Linked DNA regions of Homo sapiens: region 2 is linked to region 1. The links are chromatin loops, found by intact Hi-C in ENCODE. Cell type or tissue: psoas muscle. All regions are shown on one strand. Each heading gives the region's core, and the rest is flanking DNA. Links, peaks and the distances in the headings are about the cores only. Region 1 overlaps CHD2 (chromodomain helicase DNA binding protein 2). Region 2 overlaps CHD2 (chromodomain helicase DNA binding protein 2).

Region 1 (8,498 bases), core at 209-8,208:
TAACATCTTAGAACAATTTACTTTGAATTAACATCAATTTAATTTCAATGGCATTATAAAAACTTTGCCCCAGTTATAGCTCACCATCCCCATTTGTGCTGTTGTCGCACATTACATCTTTACACATTTTAAACCCATCAATGCAGTTTTATAATTCATACTTTATATAGTTAGTTGTCTCTTTTTTTTTTTTCTTTTGAGACGGAGTTTTGCTCTTCTCACCAAGGCTGGGGTACAGTGGTGCAATCTCGGCCCACTGCAACCTCCACTTCCCAGGTTCAAGTGACTGTCCTGCCTTAGCCTCCCAAGTAGCTGAGATTACTGGCTCCTGCCACCACGCTGGCTAATTATTTTTGTATTTTTAGTAGAGATGGGATTTCACCATGTTGGCCAGGCTGGTCTTGAACTTCTGACCTCAGGTGATCGGTGTGCCTCGGCCTCCCAAAGGGCTGGGATTAGAAGCGTGAGCCACCCACACCCAGCCTAGTTAGTTGTCTTTTAAAATCAGATAGAAGGAAAAGAGTTACAAAAATGCATGTATACTGTTTTTATATTTACTTACTCTATTATTCCATGGGTGCTCTTATTTCTTCATGTGATTTGAGTTACTATTTTATGTCCTTTCATGTCTGCCCAAAGGACTCTCTTTTAGCATTTTATTTTGAGGCAGGTCTGCTAACAATGGATTCTCTATTTTGGCTTAGCTCGCACTGTTAATTTCATCTTCATTTTTGAAGGAAAGTCTTAATTTCTTTTTTTCTGTTTCTCACGTGGGATAATCTCAATTGGCCTATCTTCAGATTTGGCAGTTCTCTCTTCTTCAGGCTAATATCTGCTGCTGAGCCTCACCAGTGATTTTTTTTTTCATTTCCGTTATTGTAGTTTTCAACTCTAGAATTTCTATTTCACTCTTTAAAAAATGTCCGTTTTTAAACAGCATTTCTGTTTCTATTGATATCATTTTCGACCTTTCTTTTTAATTCTCTAGGCAGACTTTTTTTAACTCTTGTAAATATTTATAATAGCTGATTAGCATCCTTGTCTTATAAGCCTACATGCTAGACTTCCTTAGGGATGGTTTCTATTACCTGCTTTTTTTCCTATGTATACTTCATACTTCATACTTTTTTTTTTTTTTTTTTTTTTTGAGATGGAGTTTTGCTCCTATCACCCAGGCTGGAGTGCAATGGCGCGATTTTGGCTCACTGCAACCTCCGCCTCCTGGGTTCAAGTGATTCTCCTGCCTCAGCCTCCCGAGTAGCTGGGATTACAGGTGCCCACCACAATGCCCAGCTAATTTTTATATTTTTAGTAGAGACAGGGTTTCACCATGTTGGCCAGGCTGGTCTCGAACGCCTGACCTCAGGTGATCCACCCGCCTCGGCCTCCCAAAGTGCTCGGATTACAGGCGTGAGCCACCATGCCCAGCTTACTTTTTGGTTTTCTATATGTCCCGTAATTTTTCCCGTGAAAAACTGGACATTTTAAATCATATGGCAACTCTGGAAATCAGATCTCCCCTCCCAGCCATGTGTTGTGTTTGCCGCTGCTGTTGTATTTGCTTGTTTAGTGACTTTCCTGTACTAGTTATCTGAAGTCTGTATTCTTTGTCATGTTATGTGATCCTTGTCATGCTATGTGTAGTCTCTACTCCTTTAGCTTAGTGGTCAGCTAATGATTGAACAGAGATTTCCTTAAATGCTTTGAGCCTGTAAGTCTACCAGCCTTTGTTGAAGGGCTGGGTATGTGTTGTTGGGGCACGTTTCAATGCTCTGGAAGGCAATTGACAACTCTGCCTTAACTTTCAGTTCCTGCTTGCACAGTTGCTCAAGGTCTTTCTCAGGCTCAGACAAATGACAGTGACTCTGACAGTGAGTCCAAGAGGCAGGCCCAGAGATCCTCTGCTTCTGAGAGTGAGACAGAAGAGTCTGATGATGACAAGAAGCCAAAGCGCAGAGGGTGTCCCAGGAGCGTGCGGAAGGACCCTTTGAGATCTTTCCTCTGCATGGACACAGACCTGCACATGTCAGAGCTTTTCAGAGTATCTATCCTATGAACATCTTTCCTCCCAGTTTTTCTTTTTGTCTTTGTTCAACCTTTTGTTATTTCCAGTTGGTAATGTTGCCTCAGGCCGTCATGGTGTTAAATCTTTGCATCTAATTGTTTTTGACCAATGAATTTTGGACAGGGCTATTCACACAGTGAGTTCTGGGTCAGTCCAATAAAGACAAGCCTGAGAATGGAGCTTCTTAGGGTGCTGTTAGCCAGGTCCAGTCATTCTGGGGGAATAGGGCTTTTGGAGAACTCTCAACCTCTTCTTTACCCTCCAGTGGCTGCTGTGCTGCTGGTTACACAGCTATTGTAGTTGCAGAAGTGTTAGTTTTGAAGGCTGTCATGCAGCTGGGGTTAAGGGGTGGGAATAGTGCAAGTTAAAAAATGCCTTGAAGCTTGCTGAGCCATTTTCTTGAATAAATTTCTTAGATGGCTGCACGCATTTGGTTAATTTCCAGAGTTGTGACAATACTGATTGTGACCGTTTATGCCAGCATTCCTATTGCTTTTATGGGGGAGCAGATTTTCACAGACCCTTAGTCTGTCATTTCGGAAGTGTTGTTATTTAGACATAAAATATTTCAGTGTCTGTCAAGAAGGAGAAATGCAGTTAAGGAGTAATCCTCAGGTTTTGTTCATATATAATACTTTCCTAACCTTTGTATCTGCGCTGTTCCTTTAATGTTGTTTTTAGCTATTGTCATATTCAGTCCCATTTTATTCTGTAGCCATGTCTTCTCATTTCCATTTTTCCCTTAGCATCTGTCCTTACATGGTTATATAACCCAATTATCATAGTAATTTGGCATATTACATGATGCCCTTAATGTGTCATGAAGTCCTGGTTTTTAGTGGAAAGTACTGGTGACCAGCCTGTAGGAATGGGGATGATGGCATGAGTTGGTATGTAGCATAGTTTAGGGTAGAGACTTGCAGGAAGATAGATTGGATTTTTGGGAGGAGAGGTCAGTAGAGTTTCCAAAATTGTTTGCCTAAGAAGTTTTAAATCATATTTTACTGTGCCTTATTCCAAAAACTATTTGAGACAGTCAAAAAAATCTTAACAGCTGAAAAATCATTGGTTTTCTAATAACGAAAAATATGGTATTGAAGGTAACAGTGGTGAACTGAATACGCTGATGAAACGATATAAGGGTTTGTCACAATAGAGTCGTGATGATTGAATCCTTTATGACACAGTGAAGTCTATAAACTTGTATCTTCTAAAAAGGATATTAGAGCTAAGTCACAGTTCTCTAGCATGTTATCTAAGCAGGTTTATGTACAGTCACTGAGAATAAAGTTGATCTTTAATTTGAATAGATTTTTAGCAGTCATTATTTTAAGTTGACTAGTTTCAAAGACATTCAACATTTATTCATTTTTTTGGTAGTGCAAGGATTGAGTCCACTCTATTTTTGACAATTTGCATGGCTCATATGTCATCACAGGATATGCTAGCATCAACATAACTAAAGTAAGTCTCTGTTTTTTTAATATGTTTTATTGATCCTATTCTTAGGTTCATCAAGGCTTATAAGAAGTTTGGTCTCCCTCTTGAACGGTAAGTTCAGTGTAATAGTCCCTTATCTTCCTCTTTTTTGCTTTTATTATATAGTACGTTCTTTTTTGGTAAATTTTTCCATTTAATACTAATGCTGGGAACATTTTTTTTTCTGGAAACATTTATTTACAAACATTTATATATTGGGTGCCTGTTCATTCATGTCTCTCTGCAGAGGGATGACAAAGATGATAAAGACAGGCCATCCATAAAAAGACTTTCACCTTCGTGAGGGAGATAAAGCAAGTATATTCAAAACCATAGTGCGTGAAATAATTTCCAGAGAGATGTTCATGTAACTCCAGTTGAAAAGAATGTATGTAGTTATTATTTGTATCCTAGTTCTTAGATTTAATAATGTCAAAGGTAAAAGGCTCTTTATGATTTTATAATCTTCTGCTAATTAGCAGGATTTTATGAGGATTAAATACAAAGGACTTAACATAGCCTTGACTATAAAAACTTCCAAAAGGGTAGCTGTTGTTACTATTCTATAAGCATTTAGAAAATAATTCAGAAGTTAGATTTTAACAGAAGACTCTATTTGAAATGGTTCGGTACTTTACTTCCTATAAAATCTAAAAAGCCCTAATTTAAAGGAAATACTGGGCTCCCTTCTCTTTCTTCTGATAAACTTCTTGAGTGGGTGAAAATTACAAGCCTGTTTTTGTTTGGTCCTCTCCATTTGGCGAGGAGGTAGTGATGTGTAGCATTAAGCCACAGCAAGGCCAAGAAGGTCAGTTGCATCTTTCCAGGACTATTGCTGACCACCCAGGGGTAGACTGTCTGTTTTTGGGCCAGTTACCGTAAAAGCCAATAGAATGTGGAAAAGGGGGCTTGACACCTTTTGACAGCCTGTTTTTTAGCTGTTAATGTAGTTGTGTGCTTCATATGACATGGAGATCAACTAAACATATAGTAGAAGTAGCTATACTCTGCTTCTAGGAGCATTGCAGTGAATGAAAGTAGGCTGGAGAAAGGAAAGTGAACACAAAAGAAGCAAGCTAGTACGGATGGTGTTCAGGCACTTCACCTGCTGCCACTAACAGCCTATTTATTTAATAAACTTTGCTTTGCTTGTTTCTTTCTTTCCTCTCTGTTTTTTGGAATTATTTTGTTTTGTGGAATATTCAAGACACAATTCTTTATGATGGAAAATGAATGTGTTAGCCTTCAGTCAATGTCCAGGGGTTCTTGTTGGAGCCTTAGAATGACCACTAAAGGAACGCAAAGAAAAGTGTCTTTGCAGGAGAAGATTATGTGAGGCCTAGTGGCATCTCATGACACTTAAGAAGAGTGGGCACAGGGTCCTAAAGTGTCCCCATATTTGTTCCTCCTCAGGCTGGAGTGCATAGCACGTGATGCTGAGCTGGTAGATAAGTCGGTGGCAGATCTGAAGCGCCTGGGTGAACTGATCCACAACAGCTGTGTGTCAGCAATGCAGGAATACGAAGAGCAGCTGAAAGAAAATGCCAGCGAGGGTAAGCGAAGTTGGCTTTAGTGAGTCTTCGCAACCTGGCACTCTTGGACTGGATTTCTGTTGCTAAAGGGCGTTTTAAGGACAGGCTTGAGGACCACACATGCCTAGTGATTTCAGGTGTTTATTCTGAGCTGCGTTTCTGTGAGCTTAATATTCTACTCTCCTACAGGTCTACTCACAAATGAAGTTGATTTGCAGAAGGTGTAGAGTGAAGAAAAAGATGAAATGGTTTTTTTTTGTGTTGCTGTAGAAAGTTTAAATTCGTCGGAGTGATGTAAAAACCCAGGGGCAGAGCTTGGTGGACACCTCTGTATTTTGGCTGCAAATAAGAGGTGTTATAGATCACAAGCATTGTTAATTATCTTGGATATATATTGTGCGTTATGGCAAACACAAAGGATTTAGAGAATTAATTGGAATAAATAAAATATTGGATGAGTATCGTAAACATTTTTGGGTTACGTTGAGATTTTCATGCCACTAGAATTTGTTCTCATTGGATTGGACATGCAGTGTGTTTTCTCTTTGATACCAGAAAGTGATTTTGCCTGTCCTGTGTGATATCTTTAAAAGCAAGAGGTATAGGAATGCTTGTGAGGAGAGAACTCTGAAGTAGTTATTGGTAAGGACACCCTCATAGTGAACTTTAAAGAAACGAAGAGAGGCCAGGCGCAGTGGCTCACGCCTGTAATCCCAGCAGTTTGGGAGGCTGAGGCCAGAGGATCACTTGAGCCCAGGAGTTCAAGTCCAGTCTGGGCAATATGTAAGTGAGACCTTGTCTCTACAAACAGTTTAAAAATTAGCCGAAAGTAGTAGGATGCACACCTGTAATCCCAGCTACATGGGAGGCTGAGGTGGGAGGTTCGATTGAGACCAGGAGGCAGAGGCTGCAGTGAGTTGAGATCATGCCGCTGCAGTGAGTTGAGATCATGCCACTGCACTTCAGCCTGGGTGACAGAGCGAAACCCTGTCTCAAAATATAAATAAATTAATTAAAAAATAAAGAAATGAAGTTATTATCATTCTACTTCTCCAGACTGTGGTTTATCTGTGCCATTTCTGCATTTTTTGGGGACAGCCTTTACTTAGGTAAGGCTACCCTTCTGCAGCTTTGTTGAGCTGTGGTTAAATCTTCAGGCTCCAGAGAAAGAGGCAGTCAGTTATCTGGAATTTTGGTTCTACCACTTCTAGTTATAAGACTTTGGGCAAGTTATATCCCTTCAACTGTCTCATTTGCAAAATAGAGTAATAGTATCTACTTCAAAGGATTTGGATAATTGAATAATTCCATACTTGTAAATTGTTTAGCAATGGCGTCTGGCTTGCAATGTTAGCTGTTATTAAGAAGTGAGTATTTGTGCTTTGAAATTTTCTTTTTTTCTTTTTAAGATTTTAATAATAAAAAATTATTTTATTATTCAATAATAACCTTAATATTATTGAATTTGATATAATTTAAAAATATCTTCAAGAGAGTCAAAACTTATTTTAAGATAATGTTCTTTTTTGTAAAAGACAAATAACTTGTATGGTTTGCAAAATGATCTGAATATGTGCTTTTATAACATTCAGAATACACCCAAAAGTAAACTTTAGGTTTAATGTACAGTATGTTTTCTATGTAATTGTTTTGAATAAGTAATACATCTACATGGCTTAAAACTGAAAAACGTATTCCTGTTACTTCTTGATGCTTTTGAGAAATGAATAATGTTTTCTCCCTTTTAAATGGTAGTACAGCATGCACACTTTTCTGTGCTTGCTTTTTTATCTCATAGTATCTTGTGGAGCTGTTTTCTTAACAGTCCCTTCTCCCCAAAGTCTCCCTTTTTTTTGTGCATGTCCACATTCTGGATCTGGCTGATTGCTTCTTCCTGGTATTAACTTATTTCCTCACACCTGTATTTCCTGTAAACTGGTATTCAGCATATTCTGAATCCAGGCTGACATTTCTAGATCAAATGGAAGATTATTGATACCTTTTTTCCCTTAGGTTGAAATTTTTGTTTCTAAAAATGTTAACATAATTACATATTTGCTTTATCCCAAACATATGTTTCCAAATACCAATACCAATCTTACTGTTAACAAAAGAATGCTGAAATGCGAAGTGTGATTTCTTTGCATTTCTTTTTGATCTTAGAATATATCACACTAACAATATAAAGTCAAAATATATGTTTAAATTATTCAAAGTTATTCCTTTCTCTGTGTGGTTAATGCCACCACCTTAATATATAGTTAGACTCTTTTGTTTTCATTTATTTTCAGTACTTAGGGACTGCTTTTCTCATTTAGATTCGATTTAATTTTTTTAATTATGTAAAAACATTTACATGGTTCAAAGTCACAACTATAAAACAAGGTACATTTGGAGCATCTTGTTTTCGTTTTTTGTTCCCCAGCTGCCTTCTCTTCCTCCTTAATAGGTCACTGTTTCTATTAGTTGTAAGTTTATCTTTGATTGTTTCTTTTAAAATTTAAGTGTGTGTGCGTGTGTATTTTCCTTCTTACACAGAAGAGAACATACTCTTTTGCACCTGCTTATTTTCATGACTGAGATAAATTCATATCATTATGTAGAGATCATCCTCTTTCCTTTTACAGTTGCAGAGTATTCTACCATGTAGATAGATGTCAATTCACACTTCCCCCCTAGTATTTAATATTTGGGTTGTTTTCGGTCTTTTGTTATTATAAAGAAAGTCACAATGAATAATGATCTAATGAATATACCATTTCATATCTCTGCCAGCATATCTTTGGGATAAATTTCTAGAAGTGGGATTGCTGGGTCCTGGGAAAATGCGTATATACTTTGCTTCGATATTCCCAAATCCTTCTGCATAAGTCTGGTGCCACAATGTTTGTCACAAGCCTCACAAACAGAATATATTGTTAAACGTTTGGAGTTTTGCCAGTTTGATAGGTGAGAAACGGTATTTCATTTTTCTTTTAACGAACAAGGTTGTACATCTCTAAGGGTCACTTGCATTTTGTTCTATAAAGTGTCTATTCATGTGTGCTGCCCATTTTCTATTGAAAGGAGTTTTCCTCTCACAGGTAGCATTATCTCATGGATTTCAAGTTGGACTATTTGGTTGGGGCTTCATTTTTACTTCTGTGATCATTTTAATTTGAAATTTGGGTTAGGGTAAGTTTCTTTTTTTTTTTTTTTTTGAGATGGAGTCTCGCTCCATCTCCAAGGCTGGAGCACAGTGGTGTGATCTCGGCTCACTGCAAGCTCTGCCTCCTGGGTTCACACCATTCTCCTGCCTCAGCCTCACGAGTGGCTGGGACTACAGGCGCCCACCACCACACCTGGCTAATTTTTTTGTATTTTTAGTAGAGAAGGGGTTTCACTGTGTTAGCCAGTATGGTCTCGATCTCCTGACCTCGTGA
Region 2 (8,498 bases), core at 413-8,412, 47 kb before region 1:
CCTCCCGGATTCAAGTGATTCTGCTGCCTCAGCCTCCAGAGTAGCTGGGATTACAGGCGCCCACCATGCCGGCTAATTTTTGTATTTTTAATCGATACGGTCACCATGTTGGCCAGGCTGGTTTCTAACTCCTGACCTCGTGATTCACCTGTGTCAGCCTCCCAAAGTGCTGGGATTACAGGTGTGAGCCTCCGCGCCTAGCCAATATGTTTCTTTTTTTAAACCAGGAAGTATTTGTGTTGAAGCTTCCAGCAGTCTGGGAATACTTAAATTTCATATTCTTATTACTGGGAGACAACATACAGGGTTGACATTTTTAATTTTAGAAATATTGCTTCTCTTTTTGCCTGATGAAATAGTAGCAAATTTTTTCTTCCATTATGGTTTTTCTTTTTTTGTGTGGTAGTCTACTTGTTTACATAATAATCTGATACTAAAAAATGAAAAAAATAGAAGTGTCCTTATAGTTTTCTATATCTTGCTTATACAAATCAGTATAAATATAGAATTTTTATTTTCAAATTGAGTTAGACTCCCTACAGTTGTTTAGGAGCATTCATCAGCACTTTAGGAAAAAAAAGTAAGCTTTGAGCCTACTGTAAATGGCAGATCTATAAAACAACATGCTTTTGGAACCAAAAGGGTATGGTTTCTTATTCTAGTGACGGTTATGTGTGGCAGTTTAATTCTGAAGAGATCATTTCTCATTTATTCAGCATTATTCCTCTTGCAGTTACAAAGAAGATGATGACTTTGAGACTGACTCAGATGATCTCATTGAAATGACTGGAGAAGGAGTTGATGAACAGCAAGATAATAGTGAAACTATTGAAAAGGTCTTAGATTCAAGACTGGGAAAGAAAGGAGGTATGTGTATTTGGGGAGCAAATTACATTTTATGTATGCTTAGTAAGACTTAGATTTTAGGTATTTTAACTCTAATGTGATGAATTTTAGTCTACTGCTGTATTTGTTGTGATATGTAGAAGTCTTTCTGACCCAGTGTTTCAGAGCTGAGGACAAAGGTATGTGTACACTATGTCTTTAAGATTTTAAATTAAGCTAGTATAGATAAGTGTCAATGTTTTATAAAGCAGTGATATAGCAGAGATACCTGCTAATTAACATTAAGCAAATCCACCTTTGGTTATTTGTTTCTTAAGCTCCTTGTGAAAATATCAAACTGGTTAAATAAATATTGTGGTAATATTGAAGATTTTTAAATATCTAATTTAGATATCTCATAACTAAGTTGCATTAAAGTAAACTTTCTGTAAAGGAAATACCAAAATAATACTTAATGCTTTTTCTTTTGGCTTTTTTTTTTTTTTCTTTTTTTCATTCTGGCTTCGATTGAGGTTAAGAAAGTTAACCGGGGACTTCGAGTAGGGGAGGTTGGAGGAGGATATTTTGGTGTTCTATCCTTAGTCTTGGAGAGAGGGATTTGTTTTCCGAGTTAGTAAGGGACCAAAACAAAAGGATGTTGCTGCTCTGTTTTTATTGTTTTTGAATAAGGGATTTCTTTGATTTCACCTGCAAATTTAGGAATATGTAAAAAGTGGTTTACATTTTTAAAATACTTGAAATTTTTGATTGAGTCCGTTCTGTGTTGTTTGTGAGTTTGTACTTATTTCAAGTTGAAGTATTTTGGTGCTTCATCCACAAAGGGAGTCTTCAGATAATTGCATTCTTGGGAAGCTTTTTAATATCTGGTGTAATATACTCTCTTTCAAGTGTACTTAATCCTTTTGCAGCCACTGGAGCATCTACTACTGTATATGCGATTGAAGCTAATGGCGACCCTAGTGGTGACTTTGACACTGAAAAGGATGAAGGTGAAATCCAGTACCTCATCAAGTGGAAGGGTTGGTCTTACATCCACAGCACATGGGAGAGTGAAGAATCCTTACAGCAACAGAAAGTGAAGGGCCTAAAAAAACTAGAGAACTTCAAGAAAAAAGAGGACGAAATCAAACAATGGTATATTTTCCATCATGGATTAAAGAAATGTATTTGCAGCCTGAAAGAAGGGAAGGTTTTAAAATAATGCATGGAGATCACAGCTATCTAGAATCTCAGATTTTGCTTTGATCATCTAAACATGGAGCCATTTACAATTCTATTTTATAAGATTGTGACCTTCAGATACTATATTTTTATATGTGGCTACCAAGTTTTTGGAGTTAACTAGCTTATGGAGCGTTATTCACACATTCTTTAGTTTTCACAATAAGTGCATGAGATTTGTACTGTTATTACCCATTTTGTAGATGGGGAGAATACGGCACACAGCAATTCTGCAAGTGGACTCAGGTTTTGAATTCTGATGCCCTGAATCCAGAGCTTATTCTCTTAAGCACCTTGTTATTTTCCTGTAGTTAGGCTGGGGTGGCTTAGATGTAGAGAGTTAATATTCTGGAACTCTCTGGGTTATGATATACTTAAAACAAATTCTGGTTTTATACAATTTGCAGAAATGATGTGAAGGAAATTATTAGGTTAACTACTGAAACTGTGATAGTCCTCGTGTGTTTAGTTTACTTACAGCCTTGAATGTCTGGGTGTTGTATATGGGAAATATGTGGAGCTATAGCACACAAAAACCTAAACTGGGTAATAATGGTATCAAGCTCAGCCTGAAGACATACCTGTCTGTGTGGTGTGATTAGCCTATTTTTGTGTCTGGAATGTGCATAGATTTTTGTGTCTGGAATGTGGACAGTAATTCTGGTTTTACTACTGTGCAAAATGTGCTACTTTAGTAAATTACATGTTTTTTCTTTGACTCAAAACTGAAAATATGTACCCCTTAGATGGTGAGGTAGGCTTGTAAAGCAGTTAGAAATTTGAAATCCTCTGAAATATAATAATTCTAATATTAAGTTGCTGCTGTTGTCATCTGAAAGGTTTTGGTAATAAGAATAACTAGTTTTCCAAGTCATGTTTAATCAATCCTAAAACCCATATATATATAAGAAAAGGCGTACAGTTTTATTATCCTGATTTGTTGAGATGTATGAATTTGCCACATGAATCTATCACATAAAAGAGTTATTTTTGGGTCTCTTTTTAGACAGGACACATCAGAGGCAGGTAACTGGTATATCCTTCTATGAGTGTAAGGTTTTCAGTGTTCTCTAAAAGTGTTTTTTTTGTTTGTTTGTTTTGTTTTGTAAAATCTCTGGCGTAATTACTAGTAAAGATTACTTAAGGGGCAGATGGGAGTAAAAAATAGGTTTTCTTTTCCACCTTTGACTTTTGCTTTGATGTATGTGGATCCCCAGACTTTAGTTTATGTGTACTTTTTCTGTCTGTCTGCCATTCAGGTTAGGGAAAGTTTCTCCTGAAGATGTAGAATATTTCAATTGCCAACAGGAGCTGGCTTCAGAGTTGAATAAACAGTATCAGATAGTAGAAAGAGTAATAGGTAAGTACATGGTAACTCACTTCAGCCATATTTGAACTTGAGGAATAGTGGCTTTTGCTTTTGGAAGTAATGTAAATTTTAAAAATGCACTTTGGAGACTAGACACGTGCTAGGTTTATTTTAAAGGAAAAGCTAAGAAGATTTGCTGGTAAATTTGGATGTGGGGGATGAGAGAAAGAGGTGTTAAGTATGACCTCAAGATTTGTGGCCTAAACATGTAGAAGTTTAGAGGTACCATTTACCGAAGTGGAAAGATGAAGGGAAGAGCTGATCATTGGAGTGGAGACCAAGAGCTTAGTTTGATATTTGTAAGTTTGATTTACTTCTTAGTCATCTAAGTGGAGAATATAGTGAAGGCTGGAGCATATGTGAACCTGGAGCTTAGGACTCTTTAGTCTGGGCTGGAGATTTAAATTTGGAAATTTATCAGTATTTAGTATTTAAAGGCCAAGATTGAACAGGACCATCAGAAATAGAGTATCACGTGGTAAGAAGAAGTAGTCTGAGAGCATTTCAGCTTTTGGAAGTCAGAAAGAAGCTAGCAAAGGAGACTGAGAAAGAACAGTCGGTGAGACAGGAGGAGAGCTGAGAGAGAGTGGTGTACTGGAAGCCAAGTGATTCACATAGCCAGGAGAGAGGAAATGCTGTCAGTCAAGGACGATTAGGACTGAGACTTGATCTGTGAATTTGGCACTGGCAAAACGCATCCATGGAGTGGTGAGGGTGCGGCCTGATTAGGGTAGGTTCAAGAGAAAATGAGAGGGGATAGCAAGTATAAACAACTCGTTGGGGGAGTTTTCTTACAAAGGGGAACAGAGAAGTGGAGTGTCAGCCTGAGAGAGAGATGAGAAAAAGAATTTTTTTCTTCTTCTTCTTCTTCTTTTTTTTTTTTTTGAGATGGTGTCTTGCTCTGTTGCCCAGGCTGGAGTGCAGTGGCGTGATCTCAGCTCACTGCAACCTCTGCCTCCCGGGTTCAAGTGATTCTCCTGCCTCAGCCTTCCCAGTAGCTGGGATTACAGGCACCCCCCACCCCCACCACGCCCGGCTAATTTCTATATTTTTAGTAGAGACAGAGTTTCACCATGTTGGCCAGGTTGGTCTTGAACTGCTGGCCTCAAGCAATCTGCCTGCCTTGGCCTCCCAAAGTGCTGGGATTACAGGCGTGAGCCACTATAATCCCATTTTTTTTTTTTCTTTTTTAAGGTGTGAGGTAGTAGAATATATTTACATTTTATTCATAGAACCCAAAATCTTTCATTCTTCATTGTGTTTATAACTTTTCTGTCTTATTTTTTATTTGTTTAGCTGTGAAGACAAGTAAATCTACATTGGGTCAAACAGATTTTCCAGGTAAGCAAGAAATTTTATTTATAAATGTTCTTCAACATTTCAGAACAGTGTATGTTTTGCAGATTATTTTGTTTTGCCACATGATGTTTTATTGATTATGCATAAAACAGAATGTCATTTTTCACTTTTAATTGACAGTTGCTAATCTATAAATTTTTTTTATATGAAATAGCTCATAGTCGGAAGCCGGCACCCTCAAATGAGCCCGAATATCTATGTAAATGGATGGGACTCCCCTATTCAGAGTGTAGCTGGGAAGATGAAGCCCTCATTGGAAAGAAATTCCAGAATTGCATTGACAGCTTCCACAGTAGGAACAACTCAAAAACCATCCCAACAAGAGAATGCAAGGTATGGTGATGGTTGGCTTTTGTTTTTTCAGGGAGAAGATATACTGATAAAGAGGATTGGACACATATGTGCTGAGAAAATATTACAAAATGAAATGATGATTGCCATTTTGAAGTGAAAGAAGGTGATTTAAATATGACATTAAAGCAAAAGGAGAGAATGAATTATTTCATGGCTTTGCTGACTTGTTTAATCTTGCAATTTACATAATTAGAAATAGAGATATTTGAGAGAATACTTGAAAGGATTTAGGCACTTTTATTTTATTTTATTTTATTATTTTATTTTGAGACAGAGTTTCGCTGTGTCGCCCAGGCTGGAGTGCACTGGCACTATCTTGGCTAACTGCAACCTCTGCCTCCTGGGTTTAAGTGATTCTCCTGCCTCAGCCTCCTGAGCAGCTGGGATTACAGGCACGCACCACCACTTCCAGCTAATTTTTTGTATTTTTAGCAGAGATGGGGTTTCACCATGTTGGTCAGGCTGGTCTCAAACTCCTGACCTCAAATGATCCACCCACCTTGGCCTCCCAAAGTGCTGGGATTACAGGCGTGAGCCACCATGCCCAGTTGCATTTAGGCACTTTAAAAGAGAAGTGAAGCCAGTTGCAGTGGCTCACACCTGTGGTTCCAGCTACTTGGGAGGCTGAGGCGGCAGGATTGCTTGAGCACAGGAGTTTGAGGCCAACCTGGGGAAGATTGTGATACCCGTTCTCTAAAAAAAAAAAAAAATAGAGAGCGGGAAGTGATAGAAAAGGCGAGTGTCTTTGAATTCTAAGTTAGAAATTAAATATATAGGCTTATTTGCTAGATTGGCTGAATAAATCCTTTCCTTGGAATTTATTCCATCAGGAAACTGATGTGCTTGGGTCCTCAGTAATGAAATATCAGACAAGTGATACGTCTCTGAGAAGTTGACATTCATGTTAATGGCACTAGAATTCTATCTGTGAAAACCAGTATTTAATTGCCAAAGAGTGTGATAGGGAAAATGTGGTCAGAGAAGCACCAATGTAGAAGTCTCTGAGCTCCAGTGGTCATTGAATGGGTTTTAAGAGGAAGTTGTGGTTGTTGAACTGCATCTGGCCCTTGTATAATGGATTGGTGCTGCTGGCTATACAGACAAGAGGGGGCCCAGGGTATTGCCCTCCTGTGAAAGGTATCAAGAGAAAGATTCTTATAGTTCAATAGGAGAACTACTAGACCCCAGGGGTGAGGAGAAGAGGAATGATGTTGACAAGTACATCAAGGTCAAAGTGTGTGTGTCTTGGCTACCTCGAAGGGTATTTTGACTTTATCTCCTAGGTATTCGTACAGCTGAGTACAGTGGCATTATGAAATAGTTTTATTTAGAAAGCTTCATGTAATAGCAGTATATAGGAGACTCTGGAGTAAGTAATTATTAAAGCCAGAAGGTCCAGCCAGTAAGATGTCATTGAAGTCCACGAATGAAGAAGTAGTGTGAGGACAAGGGAAGTAACAGTGGCGTGGAAGGAGTGGATGGGAGAACAGTTATGGGGTAGGTTTGGTAGGAGTGGATGGATGGCTGGGTTTTGGAGTTGAGAGTAAGCAGTCGGATTCCATTCACTGCCAGCCGCCCTCATAGAGAACTGAACACATCAATAACCTTATCAAATATTCTTATTAGAATGATACTTCTCATAATGTGTGCTATAGAGCACTAATCTTCAGAGAAAAGTCCCCTGAAAAAAGACTTTTTGGCCATGTAACTTTGAGATACATCCCTGAATGAATTTCTCCTGTAAATTCACGCTATGGACACACATTTCAGACTTTGAAAAGTCATGAGTAAAGAAATTGTATAACTTTTTGATCGGTTGTTTCCTAAACTGATTTGGCCACAGAATCCACATTTTATGCAAACCATAGAGACTGACCTCACTAGAATGCTATCCTTTAAGCTTCTGGGGGTGAAAACAACCTTCCCTTCAGAAGCTTGTTTCTGAAGGGAAAACCAAATTCACGCAATTAAAGGGTTTAAGGTAGATGGGCGGCATTTCTGAATTTACAAATCCTGTTATGGTGAAGATCAACTGTATTTAGCATATGACAGCTGGAGGCAATGTTTTGTACTCTTTAGAATCAGATAACAGAAAGATAGTTGTTTCTGAAAAATAGGAGACTCTGACTGCCATATAATAGACAAGACCTAAAGTGCTATTTAATGATGTTCATAGATTTATTTCAGGAAAGGGGCAAGTTAACTAAAAATATTTTATTTGAGGATGAACTAACTCTGGCTTATGGAATATTAACCATGAAGAAAGGGGTGATGGAGTGAGGTGGTGATTCACACACATGAAATTTAAGTTTTTGGCCAGGCGCGGTGGCTCACGCCTGTAATCCCAGCACTCTGGGAGGCCGAGGTGGGCAGATCACGAGGTCAGGAGATCGAGACCATCCTGGCTAGCATGGTGAAACCCCATCTCTACTAAAAATACAAAAATAGCCAGGCGTGGGTGGTGGCGGGCGCCTGTATGTAGTCCCAGCTACTTGGGAGGCTGAGGCAGGAGAATGGCGTGAACCCGGGAGGCAGAGCTTGCAGTGAGCCGAGATTGGGCCACTGCACTCCAGCCTGGGTGACAGAGCAAGACTCCGTCTCAAAAAAAGAAATTTGAGTTTTTATGCTTTGATGCCGAATATGTGAATTGTGGCTAGCGTTTTAACATAGTAGCAGTAAGAACATTTTCTCAGACTTGGGCTTTTGTTTTTCAGGCCCTGAAGCAGAGACCACGATTTGTAGCTTTAAAGAAACAACCTGCATATTTAGGAGGGGAGAATCTGGAACTTCGAGATTATCAGCTAGAAGGTCTAAACTGGCTAGCTCATTCCTGGTGCAAGTAGGTAGAAAAATATGAGTGCAATTTTCCTTACTGTTTCTGGCTTCTTTATTGTTAGATGTCAAGAATTTTTTTTTTCTTTTTTCACACCCTTATTGTATCTCAACCAAGAAATCTTTATGCTGCATATTACAGAAATAAAAGATGATTGAGAGAAATGCTTCCTGGGAGTTTTTATGTATGTGTAATACCATTTTATTCTGATCTAAAGAATACTTTATTTCATTATTTGGTGGGTAATTTGTCATAGCCAGAAACCTGTATCATCATATGTTACTCATGAGTGTATATAGCAAGTTAAGTCACTCAAATCTTTAATGTGGAAGGAGTTACTCAGAAGAAAGAAGAAGATGTCTTTTTCACATGTATTTTCTTTCTAGGCCAGGGAAGCCTTTAAATTAATTTCCTACAGTAGTGCTGTAGAGAGTGTGATTCCCCTCCCTTCACTCCACTCCCTACCTATATAGTCTGTAGGATTATCCTGTTCAGAGGAAGGTTGAACCTGTGAAA

The links. A loop is a pair of places that touch in the nucleus more often than their neighbours do. Peaks named below come from ENCODE experiments on the same cell type or tissue, not always from the same donor. Only the 100,000 strongest peaks of a DNase experiment are listed, where the experiment ranks them.
Region 2: it touches region 1 in a loop (2.4-fold over the local background); 45 of 110 quality-filtered maps call a loop at or near these places.

What each region holds. Positions count from the first base shown.
Region 1 is chr15:92,987,902-92,996,399 of GRCh38, forward strand. CHD2 (chromodomain helicase DNA binding protein 2) reads left to right here. Exons shown (of 39, transcript NM_001271.4): 27 at 3,575-3,616; 28 at 4,958-5,097. Among named protein-coding and RNA genes, the nearest start is that of MIR3175, 88 kb to the left of the region's middle. In psoas muscle, for the core only: no CTCF peak of the experiment used is centred there; a DNase peak (open chromatin) is centred at 5,040; H3K27ac peaks cover 5,657 bases.
Region 2 is chr15:92,941,089-92,949,586 of GRCh38, forward strand. CHD2 (chromodomain helicase DNA binding protein 2) reads left to right here. Exons shown (of 39, transcript NM_001271.4): 8 at 734-867; 9 at 1,755-1,980; 10 at 3,327-3,427; 11 at 4,733-4,777; 12 at 4,950-5,128; 13 at 7,864-7,988. Among named protein-coding and RNA genes, the nearest start is that of MIR3175, 41 kb to the left of the region's middle. RefSeq lists a silencer at 4,069-4,293. In psoas muscle, for the core only: no CTCF peak of the experiment used is centred there; no DNase peak of the experiment used is centred there; H3K27ac peaks cover 968 bases.